5 separate regions of the Homo sapiens genome follow, and regions 2, 3, 4 and 5 are each linked to region 1. The links are chromatin contacts, found by Hi-C or POLR2A ChIA-PET in ENCODE. All regions are on one chromosome and are shown on one strand. The core of a region is the stretch at or near the end of the contact, and the rest is flanking DNA. Distances in the headings are between cores, read along the strand shown. Region 1 has its middle 47 kb from the start of TENT5C. Region 2 has its middle 15 kb from the start of CD2. Region 3 has its middle 41 kb from the start of CD2. Region 4 has its middle 73 kb from the start of CD2. Region 5 overlaps PTGFRN (prostaglandin F2 receptor inhibitor).

Region 1 (5,605 bases), core at 2,231-4,730:
CTGTAGGAGGAGAGATTTATGTCATAGCATTCAGCGTTGCCAGATAACACCCAGGATACCCGGTTAAATTCAAATTCCAGATAAACAATGGATAATTTTTTTCATTGTATGTCTCTCCCTGCCTCCAACCCCCCATCCCTGAATTTTTTCCTAAATCTGGCAGCCCTAACAGCAATGCCAACAACCTTAAATTGCACGTTAGACATCCCTGGTCCTTGGTCTGCCCTCCATTGGGGATTTTTCATGGGCCATGGCCCCTCTGTCGTTCCCAGTGCCCCGCATCTCATTGGCTCTCTGCTCCCCCTCTCTGGTTTCCCTTCGCTCCGGTTCCTCTTTTGTCCTAGTGCAGGTTAGCTTGCATATCTTGCATATCCAAAACCATCCTGGCTCTGAGCACAACAAAAGGGCCTTTCATTCACCCAGATCTGCTCTCCTTCCAAGGTAGCTCCCTCTCTTACATAAATATCATATGATAAGACTCTTAAAGCAGGCCACCATGGTGACAGCAAGGCCTTGCCTTCCCCTCAGGATGGTCACACAGCTCCCTTGCAGGCTGTGATGTTCCTGGTAGAGGAGGTATGTGAGGCTGAACTATTCACACATTCAGTGCATAGTTATTGCATCGTATACTTAATAGGCCCTGGGTATAAAATGATGAATACAATGAGGTGTGGGGCATTGAGTGGTGAGTGAGACCTCAGGGCAGGGAGCCACAAGATCCTGTAGCTGGTTCAGGGTGGAGGGATACTTAGTGAGCTATGAGATCCCATAGGAAGGGTCAATCTCAGAGGGCTTCTTGGAGGGAGTGTCATTTCAGGCAGTCCAGGATGGATAAAAGGGACTTCACAGGCCAAGAAAAGGGGACAGATACTCATTCTAAGCAGAGAAAATATAGGTACAGGGAGTGAGAGAGAAGTTGGCATGGTGGGAAATGTACAGGTAAGGCCAGTAAGATGAGGCGGTCCTGAGGTTTGTGCTGAGGTTGGTGCACATCTGTTTGTTATATGCCCCTGCTTACAGCAGAAAGAGCTCACCTCCTTTTGTTCACACGTAAGTGACAGCAAGTGTATTTATTTCCTGTTGTCCTGTAACAAATTAGCACAAACTCAGCACTTTTAAGCAACATGCATTTATTATCTCATATATTCTGAGAGTCAGGAATCAGAGCACAGCTTAGCTGGGTTCTCTGCTTCAGGGTCGCTTTCAAGGCTGCAGTCAAGGTGTTGGTCAAGGCTGGGCTCTCATCTGAGGCTCGACTGTGGAAGAATCCACTTCCAAGCTCACTGATGTGGTTGCTAGTGGAATTCACTTCTTTGCAGATTGTTAGACTGAGGGCCAACACTGTCTGTCAACTGGAGACCACTCTCAGTTCCTCGCACATGGAGCCCTCTGAAGTGGCACTTGCTTCATTGAAGGATGCAAGCCAAGAAGGCAATAGAGAGAGTCTTTCAGTAAGATTGAAATTATAATTCATGTAATATAATTACGGAAATGACATCCTACCACCTTTGCAGTGTTCTTTTGGTTAAAAGCAAGTCATAGGTCCTGCCCACAGTCAACAGAGAGACAGACAAAGGGACCTACATGCCAGGAGGCAGGGAGCATTGAGAGCCATCTTAGAATCTGTCCACCAGGTTAAGCAACCGTGAGTTGTGTGAATATGTGATGGGGCATGGCTGGCAGTGATGGGTCCCTTTGGGGAGGGAAGTGCCATATTGGTGAGAGAGAGGGGCAGGGAGACCTACCCAGGACAGATTTGTGCAAACCCACATGCTGGTCTCATTGGGTTAGGGAGAGCTGGCCTTCTCTTAGCCACCCCTGCACAGAGATGACATTCTTTCTCTGGAAGAAGGCCTGATGCCTCTGAGTTGGCTTCCTGTTATGACAGGCCATGATGAATGGGCATAGGCCCCTTCATCCTAGTTTCACCCCTGGGGCCCTGTATACCTTGCCAAGGAGGTTGATAGGACATGAATTAGGGTAGTAGCCATAGGGATGGGAAAGAAAGACTGAAAAAGGATTTAGAAAGTAATATTGGATGACATATGACAGATTAGATGTGGAAGAAATGATGTGTAGGGAGAGGCGTGGGAATACGTTTCTGCAGTGGGAAATTTGGTAGACGGTGATGTCATTAACCAAGAGAAGAAAACATGGATAGAAGGTCTGGGGTCTTTGGTCATGCTGATTTCCAGAAGAGGATGCAGATAATTACCAGTATAGTTTCAGAGCTCCAGACCAGGAGGCCGGCTAGGGATGGACAACTGGGAATCACAGTGAGGAGATGGTAACTGGAGCCTCCTCTGTGGTGTAAAGCACCCAAGCAAGCAAGAGTCAGCCAGGACAGATTCCTTGAGGAGCATCTATCCAGGAAGAATTAGCAAAGGTGGAAAAACCGGAGAAGGCTGAGGAGTGGACAGAGAGGCGGGTGGAGAACCAGGACAATGCAATGTCCTAGGAGCCAGGGGAGGAGCGGTTGGCAGCATCAAGTCCTGTACAGACAGGCGAATGGATGCCGCACATCACTGTGACTTTGTAGAGTCAGGTGCAGGGAGCAGAGGAGACAAAGCCCTATCCCAGGGGGCTGAAGAGTAAATGGGAGACAATTTAAAGAAAAGGGACTAAGGCTTAGCAGGCAAAAGTGTGAAATTGGAGTGCTGGCTCCACAGGTTGCCAGCTGAGCGGCATCTAGGCAGGCCCTGGCCTCTTGGAAGAAGAGGGCACACAGCACCCCTCCTAGGGCTGTTGTGAGGTGTAGTGAGGTTGTGCCTGCCTGTGACAGCACAGGAGGAACAGCACAGAGCTCATCTCTACTTCTGCTCCTGCTCCCGCCAGTGTCTTCTTGAAAAATGGTCTTTTAAAACTATTGCCCTCCCCAGCTTACATGTTCCCTCAGTGTGTGGGATAACATTCACATTCCCTGCACGAGTTGGCCTCTACTTATCTCCCCATCCTCACACCCTCGCTCCTGTCCTCCTTGAACATGTGAAGCTCTTTCAAACCTCGGAGCCCTTCCCTGCAGAGTTTCCCCTGCGTGGGCCTTTCTTCCGACTTAGTTGTTGTCAGTCACCCTTCTGGGAAGTGATGGCTTAAATGTCATTTCCTAAATAATTCCTCTGGCTCCTGACCTGAGTTAGGCTTCCTGGCATCTTCTCCAGCACCTGGCACAGTTCCAGATGCATAGCAGGAATGCAAACAAATGCTCGTCCATGAATAAAGGAGAATACCAGCAACTGGCTGTGTGACCTTGGGCAAGTCACTTCACCTCTCTGTGCTTTAGAGTTTCCTCCTCTGTAGTAGGAAGTAGGACTATGTATCTCTAAGATCTCTTTCGGCTCTGGCAATCTTTGGCTCTTTAATGCTAGTGTCTGTACAGGTTTCTCATAAGGCTTCACGGAATAATGCAAGTGAGAGCCTTGTTGAATTGAAGGGGGAGGGGGAGGAGGCTAGGGAGCTTGGCAGAGGCAGCGGAGTACCCACAACGAGGCCCACTCACCCACTCATTTCCTCAGCCACCCACGGGGCCTGCAGTCCCCACGTGTAGCCTGATAGGCAGGGACTAGGGGACAGCCAGAATCAAAACCACAGCCTCCCGTTTTTAGTGTGTGGGCTTCAATTCGATGAGCTAGGGAGGAGACTTCTGGAGAAAAAATACTCTGTAGGGTCACATACACCCAGACAGTGTGGACACCTGCTACACACACATACCAATATGTGCATTTACAACTAATTACATACAAAGGAAAGCACACACACACCCAGAGGTGCACAAGCACACGGTCAATGCCCTGCAGAGCCCACCTGCAGCTCCCTGAGCCCAGGACAGCTCTGTTACCCTCTGAGTCTCTGGGTCAATCTTTACCCTTGCCCTCTGGGTCTTCCCTCTCTCAACAAACCCTGAGGCTGGGCACTGAGGCCTAGGGGATTCAGTGATTTTACTGATAAGGCTGAAAACAGGCAGGAAGGGAGGGTAACTTACAGTGCTCTCCGGATGTTACAGTATTTGCATTTCCACAGTCTATGTGTCTGAAAAAAACTGGGTTTAGTCTAGAAACTTGGTGGTACGCAGGTGTAGCTTTCAAGAGAACTGGGAAACAATGCTGTATGGAGATGGTAACCACTTGTGAGCTGGGTCAGTTTCACTATTTACTATACAGGCTGGCCATGATCTCATTGAACTCTCAGAAGTGCCTTCTGCACAGATAATTTATAGATGATGAAACTGAGACTTGGACATGTAAAGTAATTTGCCCAAGGCATGCAATTTGTAATTGGCAGATCTGGGACTCAGGGAGTAGGCTTCTGATTCCAAAGACAAGTGCTCTTACCACCCCTACCAGCTCAGCCTCTTGCCTCTGGTGTGTGCCCCTGCCCCCTCCCGCCTCTGGGCTCCACATTCTGGCTGCTGACTCCCTCACACATGGCCTGGTGGAGCCCCTACCCATGCTGAGTGGGGCTGGGAAAATGGTGAATTTTCTAGAAAATTGTGAAAGCGCTGCCTACGAGAATGGCTGCCTGGGACACTCCAGCTGCAGGCCCTGGGGCAGTGCCCGTTTGGAAGGTGCAGAGTTTTCTGGAGATAAGCAAACATGAGTCAGGAGAAAGCGACAAACAGCTCACCCCTGCAGATTGGCTGCCAGGACGTGAGATGATCATGCAACGTCAAGCTAACAGCCTCAAATCTTTTTGAAATCGAGTGCCCAGTTGACAGTTAAATCAGTCCGGAGACACAACTTCTCTCCCTCTCAAAACATATACACACACGCGCACACGCGTGCACACACACACGCACACACACACACACTTGATGTGGATTGTGGGACCAGAGCATTCAGGACTTTACAGCTCTAAAGGACCTTCGAGCTCATTGAGCTCTTGACCACCTTAATGTCAAGAATCGCCCAAAGTACCCATTTAAAAGACAAATTCTAACCTCAGCCCATTCCAGGTCTCCAGAATTCTAAGGGAATCTCTAAAAATCTTCTCAAGAAGCTGGATGTTTTACCAGGTTCCTGAGAGATTCTCATCACATCAGAGTTTGTTCCTTCAGGGTTTTGGAACACTGAATCTAGACTAACCCCTTCATTTTATAAGCAACATTTTAGTGATCTACAACATTTGTGTGAGCTGCGCAAAGCCACACAGCAAGTTGGCAGCAGGGCAAACGTGGATTCCCAGCACCGGGCCTCTCTGTCACACCACTCTTCTGACCACATAGAAAAGGAAGGATGGAAGGAAATCAGAGTTACTGAGCGCCTGCCATGGGTTGGGGCATGCTGGACAATTCAGTAGTAAGAGCAAAGGGAACCCCCTGGGTGCCAAGTGCTGTGCAGGGCACTTTTCCTGCTTTTGGAATTTAATACTTATAGTAGCTCTTGGCTGGGAATGGTTACCCTCCTCACGTGCGAGATGAGGCAATGGGCACACAGGGGCTGGGCACTTCTCAGGACCCAGAGGCCCCAAGAGCTAGAGGCAGAATTTGAAGCTGGACCTCAGCTGGAACCTTGAGAGCCCAGGCTCTGAAGCACTGTGCTGCGTCAGCTCTCAGAGACGCACTTGATTCTGTTGCTGATTTCATCAAAAGCTCACAGAAACCTTGTGATGT
Region 2 (5,605 bases), core at 864-3,363, 920 kb before region 1:
TCTTTGTGAACTTACAACCTGTTTGTCTCTTCAGGACCAGCTCAGGTACCACCTAGCTGGAGTCCCTTTGGCCTCTGGTGAATTCCATGTGCATTTCTCCCAGGTCCTGAGGTCCCTGGGTATCTGTCTCATCTCCTTCATCTGTCTGAATCCCAGAGAAGAGCAGGTGCTGCTCTGCCTTGTTCATATCTGTAGTCCTTACCTCCCTTCACTCATAGGCAGCTGCAGATACAGATGGGGTCTGGAGAATTTGGGGATGTGTTGGAGGGATGGGGTGAGAGAGGAGGTCTGGAGAACTCCATGTTCATATCCGATTCTGTCAGAGTTTGAGAAGTGCAACAACAGAAGTAGAACTAACTGACATGCCCCTATGACAGTGAAAAGAACACAGGTCTTGGAATCAGAGAGCCTGGTCTCATCTCCTTGCTAAGTCTCCTTAGACAAACCATTTACCTTTCCCAAGCCTTGGTTTCTTCAACTACAAAAATGTGTATGCCACAAGGATATTGTTTGGATAAAAGAATATCATTCTTGAGGGGGGAAGAAGTGTAAACTGGAAAACACTATGCAAATGTAAACGAATGTGTAAAAGATGTTCTAACCAGTGAAATTGACAAGAGTGTGGCTCAGGTTGCTGCCAGAGGGTGGCAGCAGCAGGCAGGGACTTTGGCCCACGGTCCTTTGAAAAAAGCTACCCTGGAAACTGCCAGAAAGGGATACATTCGCTGGGTTGCCCTGAGATGATCAGCTCATCTGACTGAAGAGATTGCCCTCTCTCCTGGAGTGGGATCTGGCCAGGGCTGAACCAAACCCCAGAAGTCTTCCCTTGAGTGATTTTCCCCAGATGTTTTTTACGGCCACCCTCACCATCACGATGCTGTCCTGAAATTTCCGGCATTCGGTGTAGGTGTTTTCTTGGTGACCTCATCTAGTCTTCACCACAAACTTTTGAGTATAAGTGAGCAGGCCAGATTGTAACTCCTTCCCACAGATCATCATTTTTTTTTTTAAATTTTCATTTTTATAGAGACAGGGTCTCACTATGTTGCCCAGGCTGGTCTTGAACTCTGGCCTCAAGCGATCCACTTGCCTTGACCTCCCAAAGTGTTGGGATTACAGGCGTGAGCCACGGCACCTGGCTGCACCTCACCATTTCAGACATGACAAAACTGAGGCCCAAAGAGGTTACTTTGAAGATCACACAGATACTAAATAGGAAAAAGTTAGAATTTGCATTTTAAGCCTGGGTTTCTTTTTTTAGCTTGAATTCCATTACATCATCACTTCTTTCACCTTGCTTGTTCAGTTATTCATACAACCAGCACTTTTTGGGCTCTTGCAGTTTGCTGGAGAGCTGCATAGACTTCCTACTACTTAGCCATGGTGGCCGCTCTCCTGGCCTAGGCGAGCCGATGTCTCCCACCCTTTCTGTTCAGAGCTAGGGCCTCAGTCTATCTTCCTCTACTCTGGGCAGCAGGCGCCACCTCCTTAGTGTTCTGGGGCTCATATCCCAAGCCCAACAGCTGAGAAAGGGCTCTGTCTCCCCCTGCTCCCTACATCACAGCTTCTTAGATCACAATCTCACAGGCCCTGCTGGCTTTATACTTAGGCAATCCTGAGAAATAACTAGGAAGAGGAGGGTAACAAAAACAAAAATAAAAAGCAGAGAAAAGTAACGCATACCTAAGGAATCATATAAAGTTTCCTAGTTCTTCTCAATCTACAGTTCACGACTTCTCTGCTACGAAGTCTTCAAGCCCTGAGCTTGAGTTCTCCTGACTTACTTCCGAAGGTGAAACTTCTCTATTTTGTCTCTTTTATTCTCTTAAGTTGGCCTCATTATCAGGAACATAGAGGCAATCTGGGAAGAAAGCTGACATTTGTTGAGCATCTCCTAGGGCCAGGCATCGTGCTAGACCCTGGACACACGTCACTTCATTTGACCTCACAATAGGCTTGAGAACAAAGCATTTGTCTTCTTTTACAAATGTGGAAACCGAGACGCAAAGACATGAAATGACATGCCTAAATTCGTGTTTCTAGCATGTGGTGGCTCAAAGCTCTTTTCCCTTAAAGCACATGATTATACAGCTAGCAACAAGCATGTACCCCTTCTCTCAGAGGTGTTTAACGCTTGGGGGAATTCCAAGGTCAGTGACTTTCATATCCGGAACCCAGGCTTCACACAGGAACTGGCACTGTGGGCCGATTCTGTCCTCTCTGCTTTGTGGGTGGGAAGCCCAAGAGGAAAAGAAAACTCAGTTTTTGCCTTGGAGGAGATAACACCTGACAAAGGAACAAGCTCTCAGAGACAGACTTTTTGGCTGGAAAAGAGTACATCTGCTGCCATGGTGCATGCATTGGTGGCCGATAACATTAGGCTGCTTTTGTGAGAACACTCACCTCTTTGCCTGGCAGTGACAATGTTTGTGGAATCTGATTTTGCTGCTGATACTGATACTGAAATTCTGCTGTGATCATCTAGATACAACCAAGATAAACATCAATAGGACCTGGCCACAGACACACAGTGTGGCCTTTCTGATCATCACTGAAGCCCTGGCAAATATCAGTTTTTTTTCTTTTTGTCGTTTTATAAGCACTTTGTTTTATTGCACAGAAGCAATTGAAACTGGACACAGGTGGAAAGTGCGCCCTGGCATAATTCAGTGCCCAGTGCCCGGCCCCACCTGGACCACTCTTCCAGAATAGAGGTCTCTGGGCAAGGGCTTGACCACTCCTTTGGAAAACAGAAGGCATTTGGGAACAGGTTAAGACATCTCAAGCATAATGTGTTTCTAACTGCTTGTGGTCATCTGTCAGTTGCACATAGAGGCAATAAATGCACTTATTTGGAAAGGAGGGGGGCAGTTTTTATAGTCAAGTATTTACGTATGGCATTTGGCATGTATCACATTCGGCTACATAAGCTATCATAACATAATTGTCCATCGCCTCGGGAGGGTGTGGGGGCAGGAGGCTGGGATTGCCCTCTTTTGCTAACATATTGCTAATGAAGTTCCTGTTTGAAGAGGGAGGCCCTGTCATCTAAGCAGTTTCTTCTTACATAAAAAGTAAAAATTGCATTACTCTGATCCTTGAGCTCCAGGACCCTTTTGAGTTTCTTTGGCTGCTCCAGACATTCCTTTCTCCCTGCCTTACTTCCCCTTGGCAGCCTTGTCTTCTGTGGCCTTCTCTGGAGGCCTGCTGTCTTTTTGGTCTGTGCTGGAGGATTTTTCAGCCTTTTCCGCCTTAGGTTCACTGAGCTCCTTTGAGAGGGTCGTCTTTGGCTTTGGGTCTTGGGTTTCTCCTCAGGCTTCTTGAACTCAGTGGCCTTCTCCTCCTTGGTATCTTTTTTCTCCATTGCTGCTGCCGCCTCCTCCCTCTCTGCTGGTTTTCTGGGTTCCTTGGCCTTGGCATCATCTGGTTCCTTCTTGGCCATCTCTGTCTTCTCTTTGGGTTTAGCGTCTTCCTTCACCTCCACCTTGGCAGGAGCCTCCTTCTCTAAGGTGGCTGCTTTTTTCTTATCTTCAGCCTCTTCCTTCTTGGCTTCAACTTTGGATTCTTTGGGCTTTTCGATGGCAGCTTCCTTCTCCTCCACCTCGGGCTTTGGAGCCTCCTTGTTGGATGACTCCTCTTTCTTGCTCTCCTTCTCTGTTTTTGGCGTGGCGGTAGCTTTCTCTTCCTCTGCCTTCTTTGCAGGCTCTTTGACTTTTACGTCCTGGGGCTTCTCCTCCTCCTTCACTGGGGACTTCACCTCTTCCTTCTTTGGGATCTCCTTCTCGGGGGCCTTGGCATCCTCTTTCAGGGGAGACTTCACCTTCTCTGGGAACTTGACCTCCTCTTTGACAGGGCTTTTGGCCTTTTTGGGGGATTTATCTGCAGAGGGCCTTGCTTCCTCCTTTGCTGGAGTGTTGGCTTCTGGAGACTTCACATCAAGAGTCTTGGCCTTCTCAGGGGACTTTGCTTCTTCCTTCACTGGGGACTTGGCCTTCTTTGGAGACTTGGCCTCAGCCAGTGACTTTGCCTCTTCCTTTGCTGGGGACTTGGCCTTCCCGGGGGGACTTGATCTCAGCTGGAGATTTTGCTTCCTCTTTCTGTGGGGACTTGGCCTTAGCCAGTGACTTTGCCTCTTCCTTTGTTGGGGACTTGGCCTTCCCAGAAGACTTCACCTCAGCTGGGGATTTTGCTTCCTCCTTCTCTGGGGACTTGGCCTCAGCCGGTGACTTTGCCTCTTCCTTCACTGGGGACTTGGCTTCCTTCTCTGGGGATGTGGCCTCTTCTGCTAGGGGAGACTTTGCTTCTTCTTCTCCCCCTTTTGCCTCCTCTTCTTCACCCCCTTCTTCCTCCTTGACCTCCTCCTCTTTGGCCTCTTTCTCCTCTTCTTCAGTCACTTTTTCAGTCACTTGGGTCTCCTCTGTCTGTTCCTCCACAATCACAGTTTCTTTCTCAGACTTCTCTACCACTTTGATCTTCTCTTTGCTTTAGACCTTTATGTGAGTGGACATGGAGGGCATTTGGAGGAGTCCTTCTGGAAGTGAGAAAGGAATTGGGCCAAAGCCAGTCTGACATTCCTCACCTTCCAGGAGTTTTCTGTAAGGGGCTATCTCTATATCCAGAGCCATCTTGACATTGAGCAGGTCCTGGTAGTACTCTCGCAGCTGGGCCGCCATTTCTCACTTGGTGTTCCAGCGTCCAGCTGCTGAGTGGCTTCCTGGTAGGAGGCAATGTCGGCCTGATGACGGTCCTCCAGCTCAGAACACTGCCTGTCCAGTGAGTCGATGGTGCTCTTCAGTGCCTCCAGCTCTGTGGTCTCGGCCGGAAGCTGACGCTGATACTCAGTTATCTCCTCCTGCACTCAGCACATGGAGTCTGTGTTCACCTTGGCTGCCTCAGACAGTCGGTCCATCCTCACTTGGAACCACTCCTCAAACTGCAGCGTGCTCTGCACCGCATGGCCTTCAAGCTGCCGCAGATCTCATGCAGTGCAGACGCCGTGACATCACGTCACACTTGAGGGCGTCCCCTCCGCGGCCTGCACCTGCGCCTGCGCCTGCGAGGCGCCGCAGCCCTGCATCTGGCCGAGCAGCTCGCCCACCTGCTCCTGCTGGCGGTGCCACAGGTAGCTACACTCCTCTTGCAGTGCCTGCGCCTTCTTCTGCAGTTCCACGCCCGCCGCCTCGGCCTCCTGCAAGAAGCCGCCAACAGCACAAGCCTTGACCTCTTTGTGCTGCTGGGCCTCATCATGGAGGCACCGGTGCACATGTGGAAGTCCTGGAGCAGGTGCTCCTGCTCCAGGCGCAGCAGACTGCGCACCATGCCCAGGCACAGCACCGTGGGGCGCATCCCGCAGACCTCGAGTTCATACAGCTCACCCACGGTGGTGCAGCCTGCCTGCTGCTATCGCAGCACCACCGCCTCACCCTCCAGGCTGCAGTTGTGCACGTCTAGTTGCCGCACCTTGTCGCTCTAGCCTGTGAAGCAGTCCTTCAGCACCTGCAGCTGCTCCTTCTCACTGTGCGCTGTGGCTGCCGCCACCACTCAGCCCTCCCATCCCATTGGTCAGCGTGTCCAGCCAGTCAGTGCTCAAGGCGGCAGGCGCCCC
Region 3 (5,605 bases), core at 1,170-3,669, 860 kb before region 1:
GAAGGTCTCGATCTCGTGACCTCCTGAACTGCCCACCTCAGCCTCCCAAAGTGCTGGGATTACAGGCATGAGCTACTGTGCCTGGCCTGAAATTCCACTATTTTTTTTTTTTTTTTGAGACAGAGTCTTGCTCTGTCACCCAGGCTGGAGTGCAGTGGCGCGATCTTGACTCACTGCAAGCTCCGCTTCCCAGGTTCACGCCATTCTCCTGCCTCAGCCTCCCGAGTAGCTGGGACTACAGGTGCCCGCCACAACACCAGGCTAATTTTTTTTTTTTTTTTTGTATTTTTAGTAGAGATGGGGTTTCACCGTGTTAGCAAGGATGGTCTCGATATCCTGACCTCATGATCCGCCTGCCTCGGCCTCCCAAAGTGCTGAGGCGTGAGCCACCGCGCCCAGCCGAAATGCCACTATTAAAGCTTCATGTTGCGTTGGATGCCGTGGCTCATGCCTGTAATCCCAGCACTTTGGGAGACTGAGGAGGGCAGATCACTTGAGTCCAGGAGTTCAAGACCAGCCTGGGCAACATGGTGAAACCCCATCTCTACTAAAAATGCAAAAATATTAGACGGGCGTAGTGGCATGTACCTGTGGTCCCAGCTACTCAGGAGGCTGAGGTGGGAGGATTGCTTGAGCCAAGGAGGCAGAGGTTGCAGTGAGCCATGATTATACCACCACACTCCGGCCTGAGTAACAGAGCCAGACCCTGTCACGAACAAACAAACAAACAAACAAAAACATTATGTTTTTCAGCATGAAGCAGTGATGAGCAACTTGAGGACTGAGATCTACATGGAAGAACCACCAGACTGGTGAATGATTTTCAGGATGAATGTCCAGATACTAACTTGTTAGTGACTAAAAAGCCATGACAGTTTCCTCATTGACATTTCTTTTATTCAGTAAAGCAAGTATTCCAAGTCTTGAGAATCTATGTTGTTTTCCTTGCATTTTCATTTCATGGAAAATAAATGGTATGCAAAGAAGGCTGCTCACCTCTGGTTTAAGAGTTTGAATACTGTTAAAATGCAAATCATCACAGAAGAGTGCAGCTTAAAAACAACAACAACAACAACTTTATTTTTTAGAGCAGTTTTAGGTTCACAGCAAAATTGAGAGGAAGATACAGAGATTTCCTATGTACCCACTTCCTTCATAAAGTCATAGCCTCCTGAATTATCCACATCCCCCACCAGAGTGGTACATTCGTTACAATGATGAACCCACACTGACACATCATTGTCATCCAAAGTTTACATTAGGGTTCACTCTTTATGTGCATTCTGTGGGTTTGGACAAATACATAATGAGATGTATCCACTATTAGACCATACAGAGTAGTTTCACTGCCCTGAAAATCCTCTGTGCTCTGCCTGTTCATCCCTCCTTCCCCCTAACCTCAGGTAACCACTGATCTTTTCGACTTCTCCATAGTTTAGCCTTTTCCAGAATGTCATATGGTATGTAACTTTTTCATATTAGCTTCTTTTGCTTAGTAATACGGATTTAATATTTCTCCATGTCTTTTCATGGTGCGGTGGCTCATTTGTTTTTAACATTGAATAATATTCCATTGTCTGGATGTTACTATAGTTTATTTATCCATTTGTAACCAAATAGCTTAACTTCAAAATGCATTTTTTTTAAATGTCCCCTTTCTCTTTTCTCCCTAGTCTTTAAATACAACCTTGAAGCAAACTGCAGAAGCCTTTTCCTGTAAGCTTAAGGTAGACTCTATGTCCCACCCTTTCCCACCATATACTCCTTTTGCATTTATCTAACTGTATGCTAGTATCTAAATATGTTCTTACTTAGAAGTTCCAGGGGCTAATCTTTTTTTTATGGAATACACAGGGATTTAATATAGTATGATCTAAAAATTATCAAAAGCTGCCTTCCAAGGGCTAATCTTGAGACAGAAAGACCAAGCCTGGAGACCCAGCTGCAAAATTCCAGAGATTACCTCAAGGCAGCTAGTCAACAACCCGGCCATTGTTCCAGGTGGACTGAGACCCAAGATAGCAACCAAACAAGACACATGGATCTTGTACTCAGCACAACTCCTGCATGCTTCACATGTCAAGTTCCTCTTATTTTTTTTTTTTTTTTTTTTACAGAATTTGTTCTGTCGCCAGGCTGGAGTGCAGTGGCGTGATGTTGGTTCACTGCAGCCTCCACCTCCTGGGTTCAAGTGATTCTCCTGCCTCAGCCTCCCGAGTAGCTGGGGTTACAAGCAAGCGCCACCACACCCAGCTAATTTTTTTATTTTTAGTAGAGAGGGGTTTCATCATGTTGGCCAGGATGGTCTTGATTTCTTGACCTTGTGATCTGCCCTCCTCGGCCTCCCAAAGTGCTGGGACTACAGGCATGAGCCTCTATGCCTGGCCAAGTTCCCTTTTTTAAACTCTTGTTTTCTCCCCAGAAATTTAAAGTGATTACTTTGGATGGGGATCTGGTCACTTTCACTTCTGCTTTACTAGTTTTGGTTAATAAAGTCACTTTCTTTCTACCATATCTCACTCTTGTCATTGGACCTTGCAAGTGGCAAAGCAGCCAGACCCGTGCTCGGTTACACATTCACCTACTGAAGGATATCTTGGTTGCTTTTAAGAATTGGTTATTATGAATAAAGCTGAGTGCAGCCCTTTTTGTATGGAAGGAAGAGCATTTTGGCAAGGGTGCTGAAGGCATAGAAATGGTAGAAAGGGGCAGGAGATTAATGTGGGGAAGGGAGTTGGGGCAACCCACCCCGTACACAGCTCTGCCTGTGGCCAGCCCTGCTCAGAATATACTGGGCCTTAGAGCCCCATAGCAGAGGAAATGAGGCTGTGGCATGCAGGGCAGCTGGCCTGGTGCCCTCCTAAGTAGCTGTCAATCCCATGGAGCCCTCCACTAGTAGCCTCCAAGAGCTGCCTAGATGTTAGAAGAGAAATCTGTCCTTTTTAAAGCCAGAAAGTCCCCCCTTCCAGAGAAGGGACTCTTTCCTCAACCTGGAGCTCAGAGGAGAATCTGTGCTGGAAAGGCTAACGGAGTCTTGATCAGTGGGAGCACTCCTTGGGGGAGCACTCCTCAGGGGAAACACTTCTCAGGGGGACCTCTCCTCAGAGGGAATACCCTTCAGGGAAGCACTTCTCAGGGGCACTTCTCAGGGGAGCACTCCTCAGCGGGAGCACATCTCAGGGGAACTCTCCTCAGAGGGAACACTCTTAGGGGTAACTCTCCTCAAGGGAAACACTCCTCAGGGGAGCACTCCTCAGGGGGAGCATTCCTCAGGGGGGAACACTCCTTAGGAGGAGCACTCCTTGAGATTACCGCAAGGCAGCTAGTCAACAACCCGTCCATTGTTCCAGGTGGACTGAGACCCAAGATAGCCACCGAAACAAGACACATGGATGTTGTACTCAGCACAGCTCCTGCATGCTTCACACGTCAAGTTCTTCTTCTTTTTTTTTTTTCTTTTTTTTTCTTTTTTGACAGAGTCTCTCCTCAGAGGGAGCACTCCTCAGGAGTAATTCTCCTCAGGGGTAACTTCTCTTAAGGGGAAGTCTTCACAGGGACCATTCCTCAAAGGGAGCTTTCTTTCCTCTATGTGCTTTCCACCTGGCAGGGTCTCAGAGCCATATGTGCTCCCACTTCCTTACAGGGCAGGATCAGATACCACCATTTACACCCTCACTGAAAAGGCAGTCACACACACTCATACTGTAAGGGAGGAAAAATATCTTTTTCTTGACCCAACTTAGATTCATGGCTGAGGCCCCTGTAACAAAAAACAGATTAAAAAAAAAGAAAGGTCAAAAACAATGTATTTAACATAAATTTTACATGACACAGGAGCCCTCATCAGGAAATGAGGAAACAGGTAAGCCTGAATATTTTCATGCTAGGTTTGATGAAGCACGGACAATCGTGGAGAAATATGAGAGGAGGACAAAAGGGAACTATTAATGGTGACAAAACTGGGGAAAACTTAGCAAGCCTTGTTGTTCAGATTCCCCTCCATGTCCCTGTGTCTCCAGGGACAAGGATGCTCCTTTCCCCTGGGTGTAGGGAGGGAACCGTTCACCTCTCATGTGAAGGTTTTATGACCTGCTTCAGGGGAAGGTGAGAAAATCCTTCCTACGTTTTATGGAGAAGATTGGGGAAGGTTAGAGAGACTTTCCTGCACATGCTGTTTTCTCAAATTCCTTCAGCTTAGAATATTTTGGACTAGCATGTCCTGAGCCCCATCAACACTGATGCTTTCCCTTGCTAGGCCATGTGAACCTTATGAAAAAAAAATCTAGTGGCTTCTAGGAATTTCAGCAAGTATGTAAAGAAAATGCCAAGGACAGTCAGAGAACCCGTCTCTTTGCACCCCAAATCGTACTATGCTTGTGGCTGGTCCTGGAGTGCAACCTGGAGCTCTGAGAAGGGCTGGGAATTAATAATAAGCCATCTCTTCTGTGTGCTGCCCTGAGATGTGGGAGCACCTGGCTTGGACCCCTGCACAATGCAATTATTGTACCTTCAGCCCAGGGATCTGAGCCCCCTGAGCTGGCAGGAGCTCTCAGAACATCCACCGTGAGGCAGGCATGTGCTATGTGATGTCAGCACTGGTGCTGCCATGAAACAAGCTCATGGAAACAAGTTGGGCAGAAAGGTTTTGAAAAGTCAGGAACATCTTGTTGAATAACAAAAAACGAGTACGATGTAAGAACTTGTTTTTAGTGGAAAATGACTCTTCACATGACTTCTGTATGTTCACCTCTCTACCAGTCGGTTAACTGGCAGGAAGCAGGATGTCACTCAGATGGCTCAACTAGAGACTTCAATAGAGGGACCACTTAGGAAGTGTAGGCAAGGTCAAGGAAGCCAATAGGGATGTTGAGGCACCTAGAGGCTAGGAACTGCAGGAAGCTGTTGCTCTCCTAGACCAGAAGGGACAAGGGGTCCAATGAGAGCTGCAGCTGTAGAGAAGGGGTCCCCTGGAGAGAGCAGCAGCCATGGAAAAACAGCTGCAGTCAAGATAGAGCACAAGAGCAGGAAAGGGTGTGGGAAAACTCCAACTTCTCTTTCCTCCTTGTTGGCGCCTCCCATTGGCCAACCCAACTGGAAGTCAGGTGGTCAGGGAGTGCAGGTGTTTCAGCCCATAGGGGTCAACTTCCTGAGGCACAGAAAGTCAGAGAAGGCTGGTGAATGGACTCCAGTGTAGGGGGCCAGGTGGAGACTTAACTGGTATTGTTATGTTGGGTGTGTACATTCTCTAGATACAGTACGGTTATAAAATCCATTCCAGATGCGAGTCCCCTGCATTTCCATTCCATGTGTCCTCCGCCTCCCCCACTTCACTGTACTTACTAGGATCCATCCTGATCTTCATGAATCATGAAGACTACCTTGGATCTGCTACATATATGAGTCAGACTATTGGCTCTTTGAGAAACTCATTTGCTTTCTGTCCCATAGACATTGGTCAGTAAATGTATAATGGCGGAAGGGCTGCAATGGGATTAGAGAGAGTTAGTGTTCATCTTTCACTAAGATCTGCTTCCACTCCCAGCTGGCTTCCAGGGAATAAAGCCTCCTCACAGAACACACAGAGGTGGTGCAGAGAAAGCCCTAG
Region 4 (5,605 bases), core at 1,961-4,460, 830 kb before region 1:
GGCAAATTTAGAGCCTAATACCTAGCCAGGTTTAGAGATCTGTATGGCATGTGTTTGTACACTACACTTACCTTGGGTTAATATTTCCTGCACTTATTTCTCTACGCTAATATTTCCTCCATTACTTTTATAATCCTGCTGTATCATTTACGCTTTTGCAAGCTCCTTCAAGTCTCCTTTGGGATACATTGGGGATATGAATGAATAAACACCAAAAATAACCAAGTAAAAAATGGATGCATATTCAGAGGAGAGCAACTGGGGAGAGAAGTGATGAGGAAATTGTTCCCTAGAGATGTGGCTGAAGGAACCGGAACTACTGAGAAAGCAGAAGACTGATTGGGGAATGAGAGTAATCCTACACACATTGACAGGCCTATCATACTGGAAACAGATTAAATATATTCGGTATGACTCTAAGTAAAATCAGTGAATGTTAGAGAGTGAGTTGTGTTTATTTTCTTTATATAAAAGAAAAAGTTGCTAACAATTTGAGCTGCCCAAAATTAGAATGGCTGCATTGTGAGGAACTGCACTCCTGTTTGTGGAAGTGCTTATGTTGAAGCCGGATGGCCACCTGTCAAGGATGTGAAAGATGGGATTCCTGAAGGATCCCGGAAGTCTCTCCTGACTGTGAGTCAACATTCTGTGAAATGGAGGCTGAGGTGTGGGAAGAAGACACCTGCTGAGGGAAGGGGGTTTGGCCAAGAACCTTGCCCTTGTGGAAGGGGATTCAGGGAGACAAAGGCCTCTAGAGAAAGAGAGGTCTCCTCCCAGGGAGAGCTGTCCTCCTGCCCATGGAGATGTTCTTCCAAGCACAATTCCCACACTGGAAACAGCACAAAGAGAAATCTGGGACACAGACATGAGCACTGAGAAGCACAGGCCTCCAACCGGCCTTCCTGTTCTCCGTAGTCCCCTCAATCAGGGGACAGGAAAGTGGCACTCTCAATTCCCTAGAGGTCTTTTATATTCCCTTTCCTGGGTTCAAATTCCATCCTTGCCTCCGATTGGCTAACAATTACCTCATTGTCTTTTCACTTGCTTAGAAAATCACATCTGCCTTCTCCACCCCCTTTCCTCCTTTCCCAATGCCTCTTACTCCAAAATGACAGCATCTTCCCCTTGTTGTGTATTCCTGCCCTCAAGTTCACAACTCCCCATTGTCTTCGACCTGATGTCCCAGGGCTTTCAGCTTCTCTTTCCTGACTGCATTAGCCATGCAGATTTATGCAGTGCTTCTCTCAGTCCTCAGCCATCTTCCCTGCTATGTTAATATTCAATGTTTTCCTTTCCCTCAACTCTGTTTTTAGCAGATCTTATTCCAAACTGCCTCAGAGCCACTCCCAGCTCGGTGGGGGCAGCTGGGTGTGGTGAGCACAGGACACTCCTTTGGACAGATGGACGGGCGGAGGGGCAGGAAAACACCCCCAGCCCCGGCTCAGCTGCTGAGTGATTTAGCCAAGAGTAGGAGGGGAGGAATGAGACAGCTCCACCAGCCCAGGCTAAAAACAGACCTGGCCTCCTCCAAATGTTCCACAGATTAGGACCCTCTTCCTCCCTTCTCCATTCCTACCGTCTCTCCAAACCTCAAATCCTGCAGCCACTGTGTAGCTTCTTTCCCCGTCAAGGCCACTCAGGATGTTGATCTTAATTTGATTTTGACAGACACAAAGAAGAGGAGGGGGACGGAGTCCACAGTGTGATCTGTCCTCCCCTCTTCTCCCACCTCTCAGGGTGGCCAGGGCCCAGCCAGCAGGACCTACAGCTTTGGTATAATTTACAGCCTGAGACTCAGAAGATGGGAACACAGCCAAGGCCATAAACTCTGTTCCGAGTGCTGTGTGACAGTTTATGGTAAAGGGCAGATGGGACTTGCTGGCTCCAGGCCTGCCCCTTCATTACAGAGCACCCTTCTGCCGCTCCTGTCACCAGCAGGCGGTGGTGACGTGCTGAATGGCAAATGGGAAGCAGACCTGGGTCCTCAAACTTGGTTCCTGTGTCCTGGGATCCCCACACACCCTGGCCATCACATACCCAGATCCCAACACACCTAGCTCCCCGCACACTTAGCTCCCCACACACCCTGGCCCTCACACACCCCATATACCCAGGTCCCTACACATCCTGGTCCTCACACACCCCACACACCCAGGTCCCTACACACCCTGGCCTTCACACACCAAGGCCCTCACACACGCAGATCCTCACACACCCAGGTCATCGCACACCCAGGCCCTTGCACACCCTGGTCCTCTCAGACCCTGGTCCTCGAACACCCAGGTCCTTGCATCTTCTGGTCCTCCTATGTGGGCCTGTGAGGCACACGCACAGAGAATAGAGTGTCACAGAGTAGGCACATTAACCCATAGCAAAGGTGGGCCGTCAGGAAGGGGTGGAGGTGCTTCCCTGACTCCCATTCTGTCTACTGAGAAATGGTATGCAAATGAACTTCAGGAGCAGCTTTGAGGGAAAAGGACCACAAAATAAGTCACTTGAAGAGGGTATGAAGAGGAAGAGGGGCAGGCACTTGTTTATGCAAGTATAATCCAAATGTAAGGTCTGTACCAGCATTTGTCTAAACAACTCTGTCACTGTCTTATTTTAAAACAAGGGATGGAACCTATCCTAGCCTCCTTTGACTACAGGAAACTTGTTTTTCCCTCACATTTCACCCCATGTATTTCTGAGGTAACTCCCATCCCTCGAAGTCTTCCCTGGTTGGCCCAGCCCCCTTGGCCGGGCCCTGTCTCCAGCCACAGCTTACTCCACTGCAGTCCTTCAACCACACTTGGGAGCAGCTTTCTTCTGACTCTCTCAAGCTGGCCACAGGTCCTTCCCTCCATTCCCCACCATGACAGCAAAAACCAAACTGTTAATCTTTAACAAGATTCGTACCTAAAGCTTAGGTTAAGGGTATTACAACACAGCCACAAAAATAGCATAAACCTTCATGTCAGAGAGAGGAGAAGACAGAATCTGCAATCCTCGCCTGCTTATAGAATGCCATCCTGTCCACCTCCCAGCCTGTTCACTCAGGAAGAAGCCAACCTTTCTCTCCCCATGTCTGAGCTCTGCAATCACTTACAGCCTACGTAGAGCCTCTCACCCCAGCACCCCTGCACAAAGCCCTGAGCTCCACTTCTTAAGGCTCATGGAAAGGAAACTGCAACTCTTCTTGTCCCTCTTAGGCCTCATTTCCTGTCTCAGGCATTATCTCTTCCAAGGGTGATTGACAGTGGGATGGTTCACTCACTTCAGAACCACGAGGATGACTCATCCAACGTCCTGGCCTCTGGTTTCCTCCATCTGTTCACCTCCAGCAACCTTTTCCTTCACTTCGTCTCAGCCACCGATACCTGTAATCAGCTTAGACTTTGTCATCACCAAGAAGAACACCAGCTCTGAAATTTCCCTCTCAGAAATCCCCACTAGACCATGAAAAGACATGGAGGGACTGTAAATGAAAGAAGCCAACCTGAAAAGGCTACATGCTGTATAATTCCAACTAAATGGCACTGGAAGAGACAAAACTATGGAGATTAAAAGGAAAGGTGTTTGCCAGAGGTTTGGGAGAAGGGAGGGATGAAGAGGTTGAGTATAAAGTATTTTTAGGGCAGTGAAACGATATTGTGTGATACCCTACTGGAGTATACATGTCATTATACCTTTGTCAGGACCCACAGAATATACAACACCAAGGGTGAACCCTAATGTGAACTATGGACTTTGGGTGTGTCTTACCTGGGCTGGGTAATTTACAAAGAGGTTTATTTGGCTCAGAGCTCTGTAGGCTGTACAGGAAGCATGGCGCCAACATCTGCTTATAATGAGGGCCTCAGGCTGCTTCCACTCATGGTAGAAGGCAAAGGGGAGCCAGCTCATGCAGAGATTATATGGCAAGAAAGAAAGATGAGTTGCCATCTCTCATTTTTAGCAACCAGCTCTCACTAGAACTAATAAAGCAAGAACTTACTTATTTCCATGAGGACGGCACCACAGCCTTCATGAGGGATTCACCCATGATCCAAACACCTCCCACTAGGCCCCACCTCCAGCATTGGGGATCAGATTTCAGCATGAGATGTGGAGGGGACAAATGTCCAACCTGTATCAAGGTGATAATGATGTGTCAATGGAGGTTCATCTGGAGGTTCTTCACTTGTAACAAATGTACCACTCTGGTGGGGTGTGTTGATAGCAGGGTTGGTTGTGCACATATGAGGGCAGAGGGTATATGGGAAAGCTCTGTACTTTCTGTTCAGTTTTGCTGTGGATCTAAAACTCTAAAAAACAAAGTAGACTTTAAAAAAAATCTCAACTAATTTCCTGTCCTTCTCTTCCACTTGCTCTAGTGCCCTTTTGGCTGTGACTCTTTAATTACATTGAGACACATCATGTGTCACTCTTTAGCAGGCCTCTTGTCTTCACTGCATTCCTGATCCGACTTACAGCCCAAAGCCCACCCTGATAAACACTACCTCACAAATACCCTCCATTTCCTCATCCTTTCTCTTTTGGCAAAAACCTCTCTCTGACAACCTCAATAACTGTTTTTCCTTGCCTGTATCCAATGTGCCTAAATAAAATATTTCTTTTTTTTTTTTTTGAGACAGAGTCTCACTCTGTCACCCAGGCTGGAGTGCGGTGGCGCGATCTCAGCTCACGGCAATCTCTGCCTCCGGGTTCAAGCGATTCTCCTGTCTCCCAAGTAGCTGGGATTACAGGCGCACACCACGACACCCAGCTAATTTTTTTGTATTTTTAGTAGAGACAGGGTTTCACCATGTTGGTCAGGCTGGTCTCGAACTCCTGTTCCGCTCACCTCGGCCCCCCAAAGTGCTGGGATTACAGGCGTGAGCCACCGCACCTGGCCAGATAAAATATTTCTAAAGAAAATCTTATGCCAGGCTGACCCTCACACTTTGAATTCATGACCAGAAGCCTGACCAGAGTGCTCAAAGCTTCCCTCAACACTGACCGTTTCCCACTCTCTGGAGTAACTAACTCATATCTTCTTGTTCTTACTTTAGACTTTCTACATTTTCTGCCACTGCACCCTCTTCAGCAGGTGAACTCACCTCTTACTACATGGAAAAAATAGAAGGTTTCAAATAGGAATGGTCTCATCTTCCCATCACCAAATCTAGAATCCAGCCTGCATTCCCACGTACCTCCTCTTCTTCAGGCCAGGTAAGTAGGTCGAAGTGTCCTTGCCATAATCAAAGCCTCACCCTTGGTTTGAAGTGTAGACCTCAGTCTTTTTTGCTCCTCCTTGTGGACATGGCCCCTGCAGAGATCCGTGATACCTCCTGCATCACCAAGCTCTTGCTTTACTGGGTCATTTGCATCACTTTACAAACATACTCATCTTTAAGAAGAAAAAAGACATGAAAAGAGATGTTCAACATCATTAATCATTAGAGAAATGATTAGTGGCACGATCTTGGCTCACTACAACCTCCACCTCCTGGGTTCAAGCAATTCTCCTGCCTCAGCCTCCCAAGTAGCTGGGATTACAGGCACCCGCCACCATGCCCAACTAATTTTTTATATTTTTAGTAGACAGGAGGTTTCACCATGTTGGCCAGGCTGGTCTCGAACT
Region 5 (5,605 bases), core at 2,056-4,555, 660 kb before region 1:
CTGCTGAGCGCCACCCTCTACCCGGCTGACAGACAACACAGACCTGTGCCGAAGGCTAATTTGTGGCTTTTACGACCCTACCCCACCCCCTGTTTTCAGGGGTTTAGACTACATTTGAAATCCAAACTTGGAGTATATAACTTCTTATTGAGCCCAACTGCTTTTTTTTTTTTTTTTTTTGCTTCTCTGCCCCTTTTCCATTTCTTTTGTATTTGTTTTCTGTGAGAGCACTGAAATGGCAGCCCTGGAATCTACAATTTGGCTCTCCACTGAGCACCTTATCTTGCCACCTTAGCCTTAAGAATGAATATGAAGAAAAATACACAGCCACCTCTGTCCAGGGCAGTAAGAAGGGCTGCAAGGAAGGGGAGGATGGGGACAAGGAAAGGATCAGATACCTGCTCCAGTAGTTGTGAGGCCACTGTGTCTCAGGGGACTCCAGGAGGAGCAGAAGAGGGATCCCACGAAGTTATTCTTACGCAGCTGGGGCCAGGAGGGTCAGAGTGGTGCCAGGTGCAAGTTAGGCTAAAGAAGCCACCACTATTCCTCTCTCTTGCCCATTGTGGGGGGCAAAGGCATTGGTCACCAAGAGTCTTGCAGGGGGACCCACAGATATGCCATGTCCTTCACACGTGCTTGGGCTCCTTAACCTGAAGGCAAATTGCTACTTGCAAGACTGACTGACTTCAAGGAATCAGAAATTACCTAGAAGCACCATGTTTTTTCTATGACCTTTTCAGTCCTTCAGGTCATTTTAAGGTCCACTGCAGGGGGTTAGTGAGAAAGGGTATACTTTGTGGTATGTTTTGCTTTCCTAATAGGGACATGAAGGAAACCCAGCAATTTGCTGTTATGTGAATGGCCTGTAGAGCAGAGTCAAGAGCGGTGTGCTTTGCCCGACTGCTCCCATCAGGAATAGGAGAGTAGACAGAGATCTTCCACATCCCAGGCTTCTGCTGCTGCTTTAAAAGCTCTGTCCTTGGAGCCTCCCGCTCCCTGAAGTGTCTCGCCCCCTGCACAGCACTGGCCTTTCGGAAGCATCCCAGTAGGGTTTTCTGAGGCTCGCTGGTGACTCATGCCCTAATTGCAATCCTCTGCTTTTATCTTGACTTTGAAGGATCTAACACTGCTCTCTCTTCCAAAGGGGAAAAAAAGATTCATTTGTTTTGAGCAATAAACTAATACAAAATGATGGCCATTCATGTGCAGCTCTTTGTCACCATGGGCCGGATGAGTTGTGCTCCTCCTGGCTCACCATTTCCCCCTGCTCCCCCACAGCCGGTTCTGCACTTATCACCGAGTCGCCCCTGGAAGCAGATTCCCATTGAGTTTTCCCCACCAAGGGGACCATGCACATGGTAGAAACATTAGATTCTGCATTGACAGTAGCCTTTCCTTGGCCCGGGCCTGTGGTGGGAAGACGGGCAACAAGTATACCCCACCAGGGCCTGAGTGACTAGAGGAAGAGGACGAGGCCTTGTTGGCACTAGATTTGGGTATTTTCTGCATGTCATAACATATCCTAACTGCTATTTCAGAAGAGGCAGCTTGTAGGTGATTGTACAAGTGAGAATTAAAGAGAGAACAGATATTTAAACAGGTGCTGTATTAGTAACAGCCAGTGCCCTTTCAGCCCTTGCATCTATTAAAAGGAGATTCAGGATTTTATTGGCACAGGCCCTTCTTAGTAGGAAGAAAGGGTGCTTAGCTTTGGACCTGACCGGGTGTGTGTAAAACCATGGACTGAGTCACAGCAGACACTCGATGGTGGTAAATGTGATGGGTGCTTACACACTGTACCTTTTCCTTTCATACTGATGCTGCAGTTCAGGGCTGGAGTTGTTAAGGCATTGACCTCCACCCACCTGCCCCATGTCCACTGGGCTGCCCAAGCTGCATGTCACCTGAGGGCTGGCAGGAAGGGGCGAGAAATCCCAGGGCATTGTACCAAGGACCTAGTTCCTTCTAGGGATATAAATTTCCAGGAATGTGTATTTTTAATGTGGTGAGATGCACTCTTTTGTTGTACCAAATAGGGCTCCCCACCCCACCCCTGCGACAAGTGCTCTTCTAGAACAGGTTCCTACCAGCAGCACTGGTGTGAATGAAAGAGAGACCCAGCCGCGTCTCACACAGGTGGAATTGCACTTCTTAACAAAAAGGAACTTTATAAAAGTTTGGGATTTTTTTTCCTAATCATAAAAATAGCCCCAGAAAGAGCCTAAGCTATGTTCAGATAGAAGCCTCGAAATTCCTGTAAATTGTTTACTTTATGATGTTTACATACACGTTTCACTTTGAAAAAAAATGCAAATCGACTTTTTAACAACTGTTGAGATGTTTCATGGGACAGTAGAACTCTGACTCACCAACTGGGCTAAATTTTAATTTAAAAATGTATTTATTTGAGTGTCTTTCCCCCCCTCACCCTCACCATCTGAGGGGCTCCCTGAGATCTTGGTAGAGGAGGCCCCTCCTGCCCAGACCTTCGTTTGTTTCCCCGGTGGCCCTTGCTTCTTGCTTTGCAGACTGCCTGCAGCCATGATTTTGTCACTGACATCTGTGAGCCAAAGACTGAGCCTTTTTGGCAGGAATAATAAGCAATACTACACAACTTGCTACTTTCAGAAAACTTTTTTTTAGCTTCACCGATGACAACAGAGGAAGAAGGGAACTGGGATTTGGGTAAGTTCTCCTCCACTGTTTGACCAAATTCTCAGTGATAAATATGTGTGCAGATCCCTAGAAGAGAAAACGCTGACTTTCTTTTTAAGTGTGGCACATAAGGATCTGCAGAATTTTCCGTAGACAAAGAAAGGATCTTGTGTATTTTTGTCCATATCCAATGTTATATGAACTAATTGTATTGTTTTATACTGTGACCACAAATATTATGCAATGCACCATTTGTTTTTTATTTCATTAAAGGAAGTTTAATTTAAATTGAAGTTGTGTGAGGAGCTTGATATTGGCCTCTGTCCTTTCATATCTTCAGCGTGAGGGATTGTGACTGGATTCCAGCAGCAACTTTAGCACCTTCTGATCTCTTTGAATCCTGTAAAAGCATTGCAGATTTTCACTAATGATAAGAGAAGAAATGGATTTGATGGGATCAATGTTGAAGTTCCCACCGGGTGGAAAGGTGAGGGCTAGGATCCTATTGTTTACAGAAGGCCTCCTGCTCTTTCAGGGAATTCCCATGACCTTACAGGACTCCTCTCAGGAAAGAGAGAAGTTAGATATTGTTCCTCTCTGCAGTTGAGGAAACACCAAAGTTCTGTGACCATATCGTGACTGGAACGGAGTGGTTTTTCTGACTCATGATGCAGTCTGGGGCCAAATCAGTCCAGAAGGTAGCAGCCCCTGTAATAGAAAAACAATCGTCTTCCCTAGGCCGCTGGCGTCAGCAGGCCTGGGCAGGAGTGAATACCGAGAACCCAACTCCCTGCGGGCCCCTGGAACAGCTGCTTGCCCTTGGCTGGCCTCCGCCATTCACTCTCCTCTTGGCCTCGTTTGCATTCTCTGTCTTTTGTGTCCTTTCCAGGGACCAACTTCATGTTGTGGAGTTATTCAAGGGCTGGGTCCGTGTCCCAGTCACTAACATTACCCAATGACTGGCACTCTTCCAGGCATGTAGAAGGCACTTGCACTTTGTAAATGCACAGTTAATGCTCTGCTCTAGGAAATGAGCCATCATTGCATGCTTCTTAGCGAACCGGGAGGGTTCCACTCATGTCACAACGGTAACACGGTCAGAGCTGGTCATTAGCAATCCTCCACCTATTTCTGAACCCATTCCTGCCTAAAATTTAAGTTATAAATTTATATTAATAACATTAAACTAAATTAAAAACAAAACAGGAACTTACTTGCATACTTATTGTGTGCCCAGGCATTGTGCTAAGCACAATTGCTGCTGAGTTGTCTGTAGGCCTTGGCACATAGTATCTGCTTGCCTAGAAACTTATTTCTATCCAGCCTTCCTTCCTCCTAACTTGTACTTCTCTTTCAGGACCCAGGGGTCATCTTCTCCTTCTCTAGGCAAAGTGAAGGTCCCTTGACAGATGGTCTGATAGTCTGAAAATGATGGGAGGATAGGAACCATTCATTGCTGTGGCTTCAGTACCAAATTGTGAATTGGACTCTTACAATGTGCCATGCACTAAGACAAGTACCTCATAGATGTGATTGCAATCTTAAGTGACCCAAAGGGATTTACAGCAGAAGCACTCTTGCCTGTTCTTCACAAAACTGGATCATTCAAAAAATACCACTCACTTCCTCTAACCCACAGACCAGTGTGTGTGACACACTTTTAAAATGAAAGTTTTAGTATTATTTAGGTTTGGCAGGGCCAACAGATCAGGAGACAATTGCCGTAGAAAAGATGGTTTGTTATATTCATAGAACCCAAGAGGAGGGACGTACCCCACCATGGGAGGCTGCGCAGGGAAGCACCAGGGTCAAGGCACAGGGGAAACATGGGCACGGGGCTTTATTGTGGTTTTTGCAGGAAGGAATAGGTGAGGCAGAGTAGGCAGGCTTAGGATTGGCTAGGTTGAATAATTTCAGCAAGCTCTAGGGCATAGGGGTTGTCCCTAGTTGTCTGGTACCTAATCCTGGGTGATTTGGGAAAGGGAGTAGTGGTCCTTAGTGCAAGAATTCAGTGGAGGAGGTTGTGCAGTGTAGGCTCTGGATTGGTTGGTTTGCATACGAAAGGCTTCTCTCAGGAGAGTCCTTAACTAGCTCTAGGAATTGGTTAGCCCTGGCAGGGGCAGTCTCTCCAGGATTAGCAAGACCCAGATGTTAAAGCATCAATAAACAGAAAATAAAAAGGGGTGATTAATGCATACACTCATTGCTTAGGGCTTGTAGACTACTGAGTCTTGTAAACACCTGGGTGGCTCAGCTCCACCCAGAGAGGTGATGCTCACCTGAGTCCACCCTGTTCTGTGCATTCTCCAACCTACTTGTGCCAACAGTACTGGTTACTATGATTATAATAAGTTTGTTGAATAGTATGTAAACCAATGAAATATGAATGCCAAAGGGGTGTTCAAAAGTGCTGTTGGTAAAACTGGATGTCCACATACAAAAGAATGAAGCTGGACCCTTACCTCACACCATCTACAGAAATTAACTCAAAATGAATTAAAGACCTAAACATAAGACTTAAACCTATAAACTCCTAGAAGAGAACATAGGAGGAAAGCTGTAATACTTTGGATTTGGCAATAATATGTTGGGTGTGACACCAAAAGCTCAAGCAACAAAATAAAAAAAAAAAATAGACAAATGGGACTACACAAACTTAATTTCTGCATGTCAAAGGAGAAAAACTAACAGAGTGAAAAGACAACCTTCAAAATGGAAGAAAATATTTAAAAATCATGTATCTGATAAGGGGCTAGTATCCAGAATATATAAGTAACTTAGTTGTACAATAAAAAGTAACCTGATTTTAAAATGGGCAAAGCATAAAAAGGAATGAAATAATGGCATTTGCAGCAACCTGGATGGAATTGGAGACCATTATTCTGAGTGAAGTGACTCAGGAATGGAAAACCAAACATCGTATGTTCTCACTCATAAGTGGGAGCTAAGC

Evidence for each region. A loop is a pair of places that touch in the nucleus more often than their neighbours do. ChIA-PET counts read pairs that join two places held with the same protein, here RNA polymerase II (POLR2A). Pooled maps may share reads with other maps.
Region 2: a map with no recorded cell type shows a loop between it and region 1 (12-fold over the local background). The contact joins two enhancer-like sites. A Hi-C loop is called at or near these places in 2 of 37 single-sample maps with no recorded cell type and 10 of 50 pooled maps. POLR2A ChIA-PET finds 5 or more read pairs at or near these places in 2 of 52 experiments (activated CD4-positive, alpha-beta T cell and activated T-cell).
Region 3: a map with no recorded cell type shows a loop between it and region 1 (4-fold over the local background). The contact joins two enhancer-like sites. A Hi-C loop is called at or near these places in 2 of 37 single-sample maps with no recorded cell type and 2 of 50 pooled maps. POLR2A ChIA-PET finds 5 or more read pairs at or near these places in 2 of 52 experiments (WTC11 and activated CD8-positive, alpha-beta memory T cell).
Region 4: a loop to region 1 is called in a pooled map, with 13 times the contacts of the local background. The contact joins two enhancer-like sites. A Hi-C loop is called at or near these places in 6 of 37 single-sample maps with no recorded cell type and 9 of 50 pooled maps.
Region 5: a pooled map shows a loop between it and region 1 (2.5-fold over the local background). The contact joins two enhancer-like sites. A Hi-C loop is called at or near these places in 3 of 50 pooled maps.

Annotation. Positions count from the first base shown.
Region 1 is chr1:117,650,716-117,656,320 of GRCh38, forward strand. No RefSeq gene overlaps it. Among named protein-coding and RNA genes, the nearest start is that of TENT5C, 47 kb to the left of the region's middle. RefSeq lists enhancers at 4,298-4,457, 5,276-5,345, 5,496-5,605. Within about 2 kb of position 3,481, at least 11 of the 41 ENCODE cell types and tissues checked have a DNase peak (open chromatin) inside an H3K27ac peak, as active enhancers do.
Region 2 is chr1:116,736,823-116,742,427 of GRCh38, forward strand. It overlaps the pseudogene NEFHP1. Among named protein-coding and RNA genes, the nearest start is that of CD2, 15 kb to the right of the region's middle. RefSeq lists enhancers at 1,285-1,584, 2,053-2,262. Within about 2 kb of position 2,114, at least 5 of the 41 ENCODE cell types and tissues checked have a DNase peak (open chromatin) inside an H3K27ac peak, as active enhancers do.
Region 3 is chr1:116,792,497-116,798,101 of GRCh38, forward strand. No RefSeq gene overlaps it. Among named protein-coding and RNA genes, the nearest start is that of CD2, 41 kb to the left of the region's middle. Within about 2 kb of position 2,420, at least 2 of the 41 ENCODE cell types and tissues checked have a DNase peak (open chromatin) inside an H3K27ac peak, as active enhancers do.
Region 4 is chr1:116,824,166-116,829,770 of GRCh38, forward strand. No RefSeq gene overlaps it. Among named protein-coding and RNA genes, the nearest start is that of CD2, 73 kb to the left of the region's middle. RefSeq lists an enhancer at 3,227-3,416. Within about 2 kb of position 3,211, at least 5 of the 41 ENCODE cell types and tissues checked have a DNase peak (open chromatin) inside an H3K27ac peak, as active enhancers do.
Region 5 is chr1:116,987,411-116,993,015 of GRCh38, forward strand. PTGFRN (prostaglandin F2 receptor inhibitor) reads left to right here. Exons shown (of 9, transcript NM_020440.4): 9 at 1-2,943. Among named protein-coding and RNA genes, the nearest start is that of CD101, 12 kb to the right of the region's middle. RefSeq lists an enhancer at 2,671-3,870. Within about 2 kb of position 3,306, at least 15 of the 41 ENCODE cell types and tissues checked have a DNase peak (open chromatin) inside an H3K27ac peak, as active enhancers do.